Linked DNA regions of Homo sapiens: all the other regions are linked to region 1. A link is an interaction called in ENCODE POLR2A ChIA-PET data of the cell type or tissue named here. Cell type or tissue: MCF 10A. All regions are shown on one strand. Region 1 overlaps ATRN (attractin). Region 2 overlaps DNAAF9 (dynein axonemal assembly factor 9). Region 3 overlaps ATRN (attractin).

The links. ChIA-PET counts read pairs that join two places held together with the same protein. Peaks named below come from ENCODE experiments on the same cell type or tissue, not always from the same donor. Only the 100,000 strongest peaks of a DNase experiment are listed, where the experiment ranks them.
Region 2: POLR2A ChIA-PET joins it to region 1 with 9 read pairs; 2 of 35 experiments call an interaction of 5 or more read pairs at or near these places.
Region 3: POLR2A ChIA-PET joins it to region 1 with 5 read pairs; 2 of 35 experiments call an interaction of 5 or more read pairs at or near these places.

The regions. Positions count from the first base shown.
Region 1 is chr20:3,542,728-3,546,727 of GRCh38, reverse strand. ATRN (attractin) reads right to left here. Exons shown (of 29, transcript NM_139321.3): 4 at 838-966. Among named protein-coding and RNA genes, the nearest start is that of ATRN, 74 kb to the right of the region's middle. In MCF 10A, no CTCF peak of the experiment used is centred here; a DNase peak (open chromatin) is centred at 2,417.
Region 2 is chr20:3,398,588-3,402,587 of GRCh38, reverse strand. All of the region lies in intron 1 of DNAAF9 (dynein axonemal assembly factor 9), which reads left to right. Among named protein-coding and RNA genes, the nearest start is that of DNAAF9, 7.1 kb to the left of the region's middle. In MCF 10A, no CTCF peak of the experiment used is centred here; no DNase peak of the experiment used is centred here.
Region 3 is chr20:3,492,709-3,496,708 of GRCh38, reverse strand. All of the region lies in intron 1 of ATRN (attractin), which reads right to left. Among named protein-coding and RNA genes, the nearest start is that of ATRN, 24 kb to the right of the region's middle. In MCF 10A, no CTCF peak of the experiment used is centred here; a DNase peak (open chromatin) is centred at 2,298.

The DNA.
Region 1 (4,000 bases):
GGCAGGCTAGTTTAACTTAATGTAAGAATTGAACTATGGCCAGGCGCAGTGGCTCACGGCTGTAATCTCAACACTTTGGGAGGCCGAGGTTGGCGAATCACGAGGTCAGGAGTTCAAGACCAGCCTGGCCAACATGGTGAAACCCCGTCTCTACTAAATATGCAAAAAATTAGCTGGGCGAAGTGGTGGGTGCCTGTAATCCCAGTTACTCAAGAGGCTGAGGCAGGAGAATTGCTTGAACCCAGGAGGTGGAGGTTGCAGTGATCCGAGATCATGCCACTGCACTCCAGCCCAGGTGACAGAGTGAGACTCCGTCTCAAAAAAAAAAAAAAAAAAAACAGTTGAACTATAACGCATCTCATAATAATATAATTGTACTGACAGTGCTTTGAAACAATGTAATTCAGAATTTAAAAGGGGGGATAAATGGACTATCAAGGTACTTTAATGAGTATAGATTTCTTCTACTATCGAGTACATGACAACTACTAATATTTGTGGAGCTGTACTTTGTAAAATTCCAACGTTTTTGTCCATTAGCAGAAAAGTCCCTCTCTTCTAGAAGTTCAACAGCATCAACACCTGGGTTTAAATTGTGGTCCCACCAGTTACTTTGACAATCTACTAACCTTTTCCTGCCAGTTTCCTCAATTATAAATAAGCAGAAAAACAGAGCCCAGACCTCACTGAATTTATGGAAGAATTTTAAATGAGAAAATCCATGTAAACTGCCTGACGCTATGCCTGGCTCTCAATCTATGTTAGCCATTATTGTTGTTAAAACATAGTAGATAGTCTCCTGAATGAAATCACAAATACTAGACTTAAGTATCTTACCTGTAAGTAATATTAAATCCAGTCAAATTATAAGCAGCATCACTAAAAAAATGCAGCAAGGCATAACCTGATGTGGCAACAACCTCAGGGACAGTCTCATTGCCATCTCTCTCAGGAACAATGAGGCCACTGAAATGAAAACACACTTCTTATAGAGGGAAGCACAAGCACAGACATGTCAAATTGTAGCAGACAGAAATTAAAAACAAATCCGTCCTTAAAATTTAAAAACCACATCCAGGAAGACAGGCAAATTCCTGTGATAAACACACAGTGCTACCCTATCAGTTCTGGATCCTTGAGGAACAGATCTGAATCTTTTGCTAGGCTTCCTTTATTCTGAGTTGTATTTCTAATGAGATTTGAAATCAATGGCCCTATTCTTTTTCTTATAAAACTTTTTATACTGCTTCTTTGAAAAAATAAACCTCCACAATCACATAAAGTAACAAATTTTATGAGTGATGAATACCACACATATATTGCTGAAAGACATGAGGTTTTTGTTGTTTTTTTTTTTTTTTTTGAGACAGAGTTTCGCTCTTGTTGCCCAGGCTGGAGTGCAGTGGTGCAATCTCAGTACAATCTCTGCGTCCCGGGGTTCAAGCGATTCTCCTGCATCAGCCTCCTGAGTAGCTGGGATTACAGGTGCCCACCACCATGCCCAGCTAATTTTTTATAGTTTTAGTAGAGACAGCATTTCATCATGTAGGCCAGGCTGGTCTTGAACTCCTGACCTCAGGTGATCCACCCACCTCGGCCTCCCAAAATGTAGGGACTACAGGCGTGAGCCATTGTGCCCAAGATATTTTATATAAAATATTTATATAAGAATACGAAGAAGCTAAACAAACACCCATAACTCCAACACTGTTAGTATTCTGATGCATTTTCTTAGCCTAATTGATGTTATTTACATTGTATATTCCATTTTACAAATAAAACTTAACGCATTTTCTATATCATTAAAAGCTCCCTAGGTTCTTCTTAAGACCTCACTCACAACCCAGCACATGACGGATTCTAAATGTTTGTTGTGTGACTGGTAAAAAAAAAAAAAAAAACCTTACTGAGTAAAAGGGTCTAAATGATGCCTTTAAGACTCTAGAGCCATAATACCAACTTGCTTTCCAGAAGAGATATGTGATTTGAAATCGTATCAATACAGAATGAAGGGTCCATCCCACTTCACTCTGCCAACAGCAAGGACTACTAGTTCTATTTTAATTTTGTTAATTTAATAAGTAAAAAGCAATTTTTAAATTGTGGTTCTGAGTTCTTTTTACTCCTGAGGTTAATTGTTTTTCTTATGTCTACCTGCTGTTGCATTTCTTCATATGTCCATGATTTTTGCCCCATTATTGATTCACCACCACCACCACCACCACCACCACATTTGGTAAAAGCCTATATCCTTGCCAGGCCCTACGCAATCTGTCCCAGACACACAACCTCATGCTCATTCACTCTGACCTAGCAATTCTATTTCTTTGTAGAAGAAATACTTGCTCATGTACACGATGACCAATATACAAGAATGCGAACCACAGCACTGTTCAGATGGCAACAGGTTGAAACCCATCTAAATGCTCATGCCCAGAAATCTGACTGCATGAGTCACTGCATATTACCTAGGTCTGCGGGACTAACAAGAAGCTCAACAGGCATTCTGATAAGGGCATGGGGGAGAAGCAAGCTGCAAAACAATGGACCGTACATGTGTACACTTACACATACCTATATAAATGCATACAAAAATGGCTGGAAGAATCCATAAGCAAGGAATGAAAATGAGGAGGGGAAGGGATTTTCGTTCCTTTTGTTTTGCTTTGTTTTGAGACAAGGTCTCACCCAAGGTCTAGCTAGACCCAAGGTCTAGCCCAAGCTAGAGTGCAGTGGCATGATCACAGCTCACTGCAGTCTTGACCTCCTGGGCTCAAGAAATCTTCCCACCTCAGCCTCCTGAGTGACTGGGACTACAGGCACACACCACCATGGCTGGTTAATTTTTAAGACTTTTTGTACAGATGAGGTCTCACCCTGTTGCCCAGGCTGGTCTTGAACTCCTGGGATCAAGTAATTCTCCTGCCTCGGCCTCACAAAGTGTTGGGGTTACAGGCCTGAGCCACTGTGCCTGGCCCTTCATTCATTTTTTTTTTTTTTCTTGAGACCGAGTCTTGTTCTGTCACCTAGGCTGGAGTGCAGTGGCACAATCTCGGCTCACCGCAACCTCCACCTCCCTGGTTTAAGCAATTCCCCTGCCTCAGCCTCCTCAGTAGCTAGGATTACAGGCGCACCCCACCATGCCCAGATGATTTTTTTTGTATTTTTAGTAGAGACGGGGTTTCACCATGTTGGCCAGACTGGTCTTGAACTCCTAACCTCAGGCAATCCGCCCACCTCGGCCTCCCAAAGTGCTGGGATTACAGGTGTGAGCCACCACGCCTCGCCCTTCAATTTTTAATATGAAGACAGAACTCTAGGAACTCTGAAACTCTGGTGCTCCAGGAGTTACAAAACAGTGATGCATTTTCTACTATGTATTCAACTAACAAATATTTACTAAGCACTTACTACATGTGAGTCACTGTTCTAGGTACCAGGAATACAACAGTGAATAAGACTATGTCCCTGCCTTCATGTAGTTCACATTAGAAAAACAACAGATAAGCCCAGATACTCCCCACACAGGTGTGTGTATACGTAATGCCAGGTAGAGACAAATGCTATGAAGGGAAAGAGAGCAGAGGGAAAGAACAGAAGGTGCTACTTTAGAAAGGGTGAAAGGAAGGCCTCTTAGAAGAGGTGACATTTGATTGGAGATGTAAATGAAGGGTTAACCATCATCAGGCTTTCACTGGTTATATACACCAGAATCCCTTGAAATGCAGAAGGAATAAGTACTGACAAGATCAGGGCCACCTGGAAACAGGTATGTCAAAAGCAATCTTCGGCCGGGTGCAGTGGCTCACACCTGTAATCCCAACACTTTGGGAGGCCAAGGTGGGAGGACTGCTTGAGCCCAGGAGTTCAAGACCAGCCCGGGCAACATGGTGAGACCCCGTCTCTACAAAAAAAAAAAAAAAAAATACAAAAATTAGCTGGGCATAGTGTTGCATTTTTGTGGTCCCAGCTACTGGGGAGGCTGAGGTGGGAGCATCTC
Region 2 (4,000 bases), 140 kb after region 1:
AAAAAAAAGTTGATCTTATAGAAGTAGAGAGTAGAATGGTGGTAATTAGGATGTAGCGGGGATGGGGAGATGTTGATTGAAGGATATATAATTTTAGTTGGATAGGGGAATTAGTTTAAGAGATCTGTTATACAACATGGTAACTATAGTTAATGATTATATATTCTTGAAAAATGCAAACAGAGTGGATATTAAGTGTACTCATCAAAAAAAAACTATGTGAGGTGATGCATTTGTTAATTAGCTAGATTTAACTTTTCCGCAATGTATATATACTTCAAAACATCAGGTACACAAATACATATATATATCTGTCAATTTAAAATAAAAATATGCATGTCCTGGCATAGCATCATGAAATTTTCTAGCACCATGAAGACAATATCTGTAAGTCACATAGATAGGATCAGGAATGCTAGGATTCTAGCAGGATTGTAAGCTAGAAAGTAGTGGAGCAAAGAGTGCCTTTTGAAGGAAAATAGATTCCCACCCAGAATTCTGCACCCAGCCAAACTCTCAGGCAGGTGTAAGAAAGGATGAAGATATTTCACACATGTAAGTTCTCAAAATTTGACCTCACATGCCCGTTTTATGAAGAAGCTACTGGAGGATGTGCTCTAGCAAAACAGTCTGATTAAGGATTTCCCGTGCTGGCGTCCCTTCTACCATCTTCTATAGAAAGATTCTACAGATCTTTCTGTATCAAAAGGGGGCGGGGGAGCCCTCCCCACGGTCACCCCCTCCCCATACCGAGGTAGCTTGGGTGACATAGGTAGGATTTCTTTATTGTCAAGAGGGTCATTGGGAAGGATCTTCTCTATCACCCCTGGAAAGTATCAGGGGGCTGGGACTATTTTTAATTGCCATTTCTCACATTGTTTCCCTTGCTGCTTAGATTGGTGTCTGGCACATAGGACTCGCTGAGTATGAACTGCTATTGTTAGCTATTATGAAACACTGCTTCAGTAATTATTTATTGAATGAAAGATAATAATTACAGGTGAAGCTGTGGGCTATGTTAAATTTCATGGGTATTCAGAGAATGAAGAGTCATAGTTGCGAGCTAGGTGGTAAGAAAGTGGTTCATCAGCCGGGTGCTGTGGCTTATGCCTGTAATCCCGGCACTTTGGGAGACCGAGGTGGGTGGATCACCTGAGGTCAGGAGTTCAAGACCAGCCTGGCCTTGGAAAAACCCCATCTCTACTAAAAATAACAAAAATTAGGCCTAGTGACGGGTGCCTGTAATCCCAGCTACTGGAGAGGCTGAGGCAGGAGAATTGCTTGAACCCAAGAGGCAGAGGTTACAGTGAGCTGAGATCGCGCCACTGCACTCCAGCCTGGGCAACAGAGTAAGACTCTGTCTCAAAAATAAAAAAAAAAGAAAGTGATTCATGATAGTGATACTCTAGAGAAAGCACTTTAATTAAAGCCTCACAGAGGTTAGTTATCTCTTCAGGTGTTTCTTAGCTAGTTGCCATTACCCCTCATTCTCTTGGAGGGTTTACAGATCTACGGAAGTAATAACTACGGTACAGATGGTCCCAGCCTTAAGAAAATTCAAAATGCAAAGCAAGCCAATGCCCTGGAATACCTGAAAATGTGAAGCTTCAGCCTCCAGTTTACTTGGATGCTGGCCAGGAAGGCTTGGTGTGGTGCCTGTAGAAGTAAAAAGGGTATGCTTACTTAGACTTGTATGGCTTTATTTCTGGTCCAGGGATAGAGGCCTATATATAACTTCCTTTTCACTTGTATCTGGGATGACAGTATACTGAGGACTCTTATTTAGTGAGTGTTGTGGCATTAATAGTACACAATATCTTAACAATGTTTCACAGCTTGTGGGGTCTTCTCTGAGGTTCTGACCTTTGGAGAGGGGAGTGAATGAGACACAAATGCCCTTTAAGTAACACAGCTTAAATTATTGTTTTTGCCCTAAAATTTTTAAAAAAGAAAGAAAAGCAAAGCAGGGTTTGCAACTTGGATATTTAAAATTGTTATCTGTGATTTTTAGCTCTGGTTTGAAGAAAAGGCAGCTCATTTGGCATTCTTTTTGTTTTTAACTTTTAATTTTGAAATAATTTTAAATTTATAGATGAATTTCTAAAGTGGTGCAGAGTGTTCCTATATACTCTTCACGCAGCTTCCCCTAATATTAAGATCTTACATATAACCCTGGTGCATTTATCAAAACTAAGAGATTAATATTGGTATAATAGATTTGTTTACTTAGTAAACTTTTGTTTACTTGGAGTTTACTACTCCAGCTTTTATTTGAATTTTCTCGGTTTCTCCACACATTCTTTTTCTGTTCCAGGATCCAACTCAGGATTTCACATTGCATTTAGATTTAGCATGTTTTTAATGGTCAAATAAGTGAAGGAAAGGAATTGTGAATGCTTTGTGATTGAAGACTTGTGAAACTGACTTTACAAAGAACAGATTCTGTAAGGAAATATTCAGAGAATGCCAGAGAGAAGGAAGAAAATGGAAAATAAAGTGTTGTATACACTGGAATATAGTGAACAAACTTCAGATAACATTTTCCATTTGTGGTGGGTAACAGTTTCTGAAGTTCTGGAATTTAGTTTGTAGAGTGTCTTATGCATACCAATTCATGAAATAGGTGTAGACATGAATTGCCATCGGACATGAGTTTTAACCATTTTAGATAAGGTGGCCTATCAGGAACTAAGTTTGGCAGCTGGCGAGATGCTTAACAGTAATGACTTAACTTGAAGAAGATGTCTGTTGGAGGAAGGCAGGCCGGTCCTGTTAGAGTCATCAGGGAACCAGGCCTCTTCTGTGTTTGTGTTCTGCTGTCTTTTAGCAGGTGGTTTCTATATTCACCATAGCTCCATGATCACAGAATGGCTGTAGGAACTCCAGCCATCATGTCTGTCAGACAAGAAAGGGAAACAGAAGGGGTTTCCTTGTTGAGTCAGTTCTCTTTAGAGAGCTGTCTTGGAAGCTTCTGCTTGATGACTTCTGTGTATGTCTCATTGATCAACTCTGGAGGCAAAGGACCTGGACCTATTGCTGCCACAAATAAAGTTGTGGTACTCTACTAAGAAAGAAAAGGAGGCCGGGCGCAGTGGCTCATGCCTGTAATCCCAGCACTTTGGGAGGCCGAGGCGGGCGGATCGCAAGGTCAGTGGTTCAAGACCAGCCTGGCGAGCATGATGAAACCCTGTCTCTACTAAAAATACAGAAATTAGCCAGGCATGGTGGCAGGTGCCTGTAACTCCAGCTACTCCGGAGGCTGAGGCAGGAGAATTGCTTGAACCTTGGTTGCAGTGAGCCGAGATCGCACCATTGTACTCCAGCCTGGGTGACAGAGTGAGACTCCATCTCAAAAAAATAAAATAAAAAATAAATAAGAAAAAGAGAATGGATATGGATTAGTCAACTGTTTATTTTTACCAGGGAGGTAGCTGTGTGGAATGAAGTTTACATTGCTTAGGATTACTAATGGCTCTGGTGAGCTACATGAAAGTACTGGGAGAAAATTTAAATCATTGAATAATTCAGTGATGCCAGCACATTCTTCAGGCATATCAAGGCATATCATATGTGTGTGTTTGTCCCTTCAGTTTGAGTCACCTTATGGTCATTGGTCAGCCATGTATTAGCTATGACAGCAGGAACATTGGCTAGCTTTTTTCCATTGCAGGTTATTCCTCCAGCAAAGACATCAGTGGGAAGTGTCATTTATTGCCTTACTGCACATCCTGGCTTTTTGCCTTTTCTCCCCATGTCTAGTTTTGCAAAGGGAGGTAAATGATTGCTGCTTTAATGCAGGGCCAGGTTTCTTAAACCCATAGCAGTCCTGCAATGAGCTCTTTTTAATCAGCACCGAAAGTCTAGATTAATGCCAATATAGCTTTTATTACTTCTGCTGTTGATTCCCAAACCCCACCAACATTTTATTGTGAAACATTTCACAAGTACAGAAAAGTTTCAAGAATTGTTCAGTGAACATTTGTATATACCATACCTAGAT
Region 3 (4,000 bases), 50 kb after region 1:
AGGATACACAGGAATTGAACTCAGCTCTGCACCAAGCGGACCTAATAGACATCTACAGAACTCTCTACCCCAAATCAACAGAATATACATTTTTTTCCAGCACCACACCACACCTATTCCAAAATTGACCACATACTTGGAAGTAAAGCTCTCCTCAGCAAATGTAAAAGAACAGAAATTATAACAAACTATCTCTCAGACCACAGTGCAATCAAACTAGAACTCCAGGATTAAGACTCTCACTCAAAACTGCTCAACTACATGGAAACTGAACAACCTGCTCCTGAATGACTACTGGGTACATAACGAAATGAAGGCAGAAATAAAGATGTTCTTTGAAACCAACGAGAACAAAGACACAACATACCAGAATCTCTGGGACACATTCAAAGCAGTGTGTAGAGGGAAATTTATAGCACTAAATGCCCACAAGAGAAAGCAGGAAAGATCCAAAATTGACACCCTAACATCACAATTAAAAGAACTAGAAAAGCAAGAGCAAACACATTCAAAAGCTAGCAGAAGGCAAGAAATAACTAAAATCAGAGCAGAACTGAAGGAAATAGAGACACAAAAAACCCTTCAAAAAATTAATGAATCCAGGAGCTGGTTTTTTGAAAGGATGCACTTGATTTTTAGAGATTGCCTTTTTCTCTCATTTTAATTTATTTTTATTTTATAATATGGTAAAGCATTGGCATGGTTCTAAATGTAATCCACAAAATAAAGTACATTCAGAAGTCTAGCCTCCATCCCTGTTTTATCCACCCCATTCTCTCTCTCTCCTTAATCATTTTTATTAGTTTTTGGTTTATCATTCCATTGGTGTGTTTATATATATGCACAAAAATATATATTTATAGATTTATAGATCCCCTTTCTTTAAAAAATGACAGTGTACAATACCACTGTTCTGCTACAGTGGGTTTTGTTTTTTTTTTCATTTAACAATATATTCTCCCCCACAGTAGTACATAGCTATTCCTCCTTCCCTTTTATAGCTACATAGTACTCTGCTCTGTGAACAAGTCATATTTTATTTAACCAGCCCTCTAATGATACAAGCCCAGACTGAACTGCTATTGAATTTTGTTTTATAGTTTAAATTCACATGAAAATTCAAATGGTTTCACTGTGATGACCAAATCGCTAACCTGCTGGTATTCTGGCCTTTGCTTTAACAGCTTTAAACAAAAAGGTTAACTAAATAAGCAAGACACAAAATATGCTAACAAAGCCCCTACCCAAACCCCTGATACAGGGTTCTCAGATTAACATCAAAATATCCACAAAGCTTTAAAAAATACAGATGATGTGGCCCTAACACAAACCCCTCTTGAGTGGAATCCAGCACTGCATTGGTGTCCTTAAAAGCTCCACAAATGATTCTAATACACCAAACCAATAACAAACTTTCCATATATGATCTTGTAATTTCTAAGTGTTAAAGTAAGTGACTTAAATTTTTGGCACCAATACTAAAAATATTTCTGCATTCCAAAGTTTCGTCTCTATCAGAAAATTTTGATCTAATTTCTTAAATTCGAAAGAAATACAAAGAAAAAGATTCATCATGAATATTGACTCATACTATGATCTAAAATGTAAAATATTAAGCATTTGTCCTAATTATTAAAAATAATAATAAAGCTACAACCATTATAAATGATATAACATTATAAATGAATTCTATATGTTTTAATATTTAGGACATTCTACTATACCCATCCACAAGGATAATTAAAACAACCATAATATGGCTCCCTCATATTTTTAAACAATAATAAATCATCAACCTTGAAAGACTCAATAAAAGCAATGGACAAGTCCTTTGCTCAAATCCTGGGCTGTCCCTGAAATTGTCCTGGCTAGATCAAGGTCTCCATGATACTCCTACAGGTAATTACATCTGCATCCGTGGCTTCATCTACCATCTCTATGTTGCTAACTGCCCAAGCTGTATTTCCAGCTCAAGGCTAGACCCATGTTTCAGACTTATATTCCCTATATCAAAAATTTAAGTCATTAAATCCCCTTCTTTTATGCTTTCTTTAAACAACTTTGTCATCTACCCTATCTTCCAAAAATTATTGACTCTTTCTTTACCTTCACCTCCATTCATTCAGCCTACAAACCAATCTCATCTTTTTCCCTCTTTGATCCCCTTGCTAAGGCCAATGCTCTAATTCAAATTCTCCTCCTCCTAGTCTAGTCTACTGCAACAGTCTCTTAACTGTGGCTCAGTCCAGCTCCCCCGTCTGGACAGTTCTTTGCAGAGCCACCTGTCATCTTCTTTATAATGTTACCAAGGGCAATCTGATCATGTCAAAACTTGCCTGGAAACCTCTGCATGCCTTAGCACAACATGCAAGGTCTGTGACAATCCAACCCCAACTTACCCCTACTGCTCCATCACTAGCCACTGCTCCCCAGACTGAGCAGACCATATTGTGGCAATATTGACTATGTATTTCTTCCTCAACTCACCTGCATTAAGTCTTCGTGGCTCAGCACAGCCTGACTTCTCTGTCTAGAATAACTTATTTTTTCCTAACCAACCTTTCAGATCTCACTTCAAATGTCCCTTGGAGCTCTGGGAACCTGTGCCCCAAGTTTTCAGTGCTGAGCTAATTAATGCCTTCTCCGTGGTAAACTTATCATGTGGTTTGATTATTACTGTTATAGAGAATAATCTCTGCCCACTACACTACCAAGACTTTCTCAAGAACATATCTCATTCACCTCTTTTTCGCCAGTGCCTAAAACATCATAGATATTCATGTAACATTTGTTGCCTAATAAATAACAGTATCAACTCTAACACAGTTTTGCAACAACAAAAATTTTCAAGCTCTTATTAAGAGCAAAGTTTACTATAAAGGAAGTCCAGAACAATCTCGTGTGTATCCATGACAGTATGGGAAAAGAAAAAAACATTTCAGAAGCTAAAGAACTGCAGGTGGACCTTTCTTTCAAAGACATCTGAACACTGACTCTATCCCCTCAGATGAATAGGTGCCGTGTGGATGCCTAGCTTGGTTCAAGAACAAAGAAAGTCCATTGGTTTACAGCAGCCATATACAGGTTGTTCATGTTTTTCTAAATAAAAACTCAGGCTAGCCAGACTGGCTCATGCCTGTAATCCCAGCACTTTGGGAGGCTGAGCTGGGAGGATCGCTTGAGGCCAGGAGCTTGAGACCAGCCTAGGCAACACTGTGAGACCCTATCTCTACAAAAAAATAAAAATAGGTTGGGCACAGTGACTCACACCTGTAATCCCAAACACTATGGGAGGCCGATGCAGATGGATCGCTTGAGGCTAGTAGTTCAAAACTAGCCTAGGCATCATCGTGAGACCCCATCTCTACCAAAAAAAAAAAAAAAATTTAGCCAGGTGTGGTATGGCACACACCTGCAGTCCTAGCTACTCAGGAGGCTGAGGTGGAAGGATTATCTGAGTTCAGGAAGTCAAGGCTGCAGTGAGCTATAGATCATGCCACTGCACTCCAGCCTGGTGGCAGAGTGAGAACCTGTCTCTAAAAAAATTTTTTTTAATTATACACACACACACACACACACACACACAAACAAACGTACCTACATATGTATATATATTATATATATTAAATTATATATAATATATAATCTATAATACATATATAATTATATATTTTATATAATTATAGATAATATACAATTATATTTTACATAATTATAGATAATTATATATTATCTATATAGTATATTATATTATATATACATAAATAAATAATATATACCCACATATATATGTATTTATATATATTAGTTATGTGTGTGTGTGTGTGTGTGTGCGTGCGCACGCGCGCGCGCGCCTCTCTCTCTCTCTCTCTCCCTTTCTATTTCTCTCTCTCTCTGGACAGTACAGCAGCAAAAACTGAGTTCCAGAACCAACAAAATTCAACCCTGATCTTATGGCAGAATTATCTCTTCCCATTCAACTACAGTCCACCCGAAATGA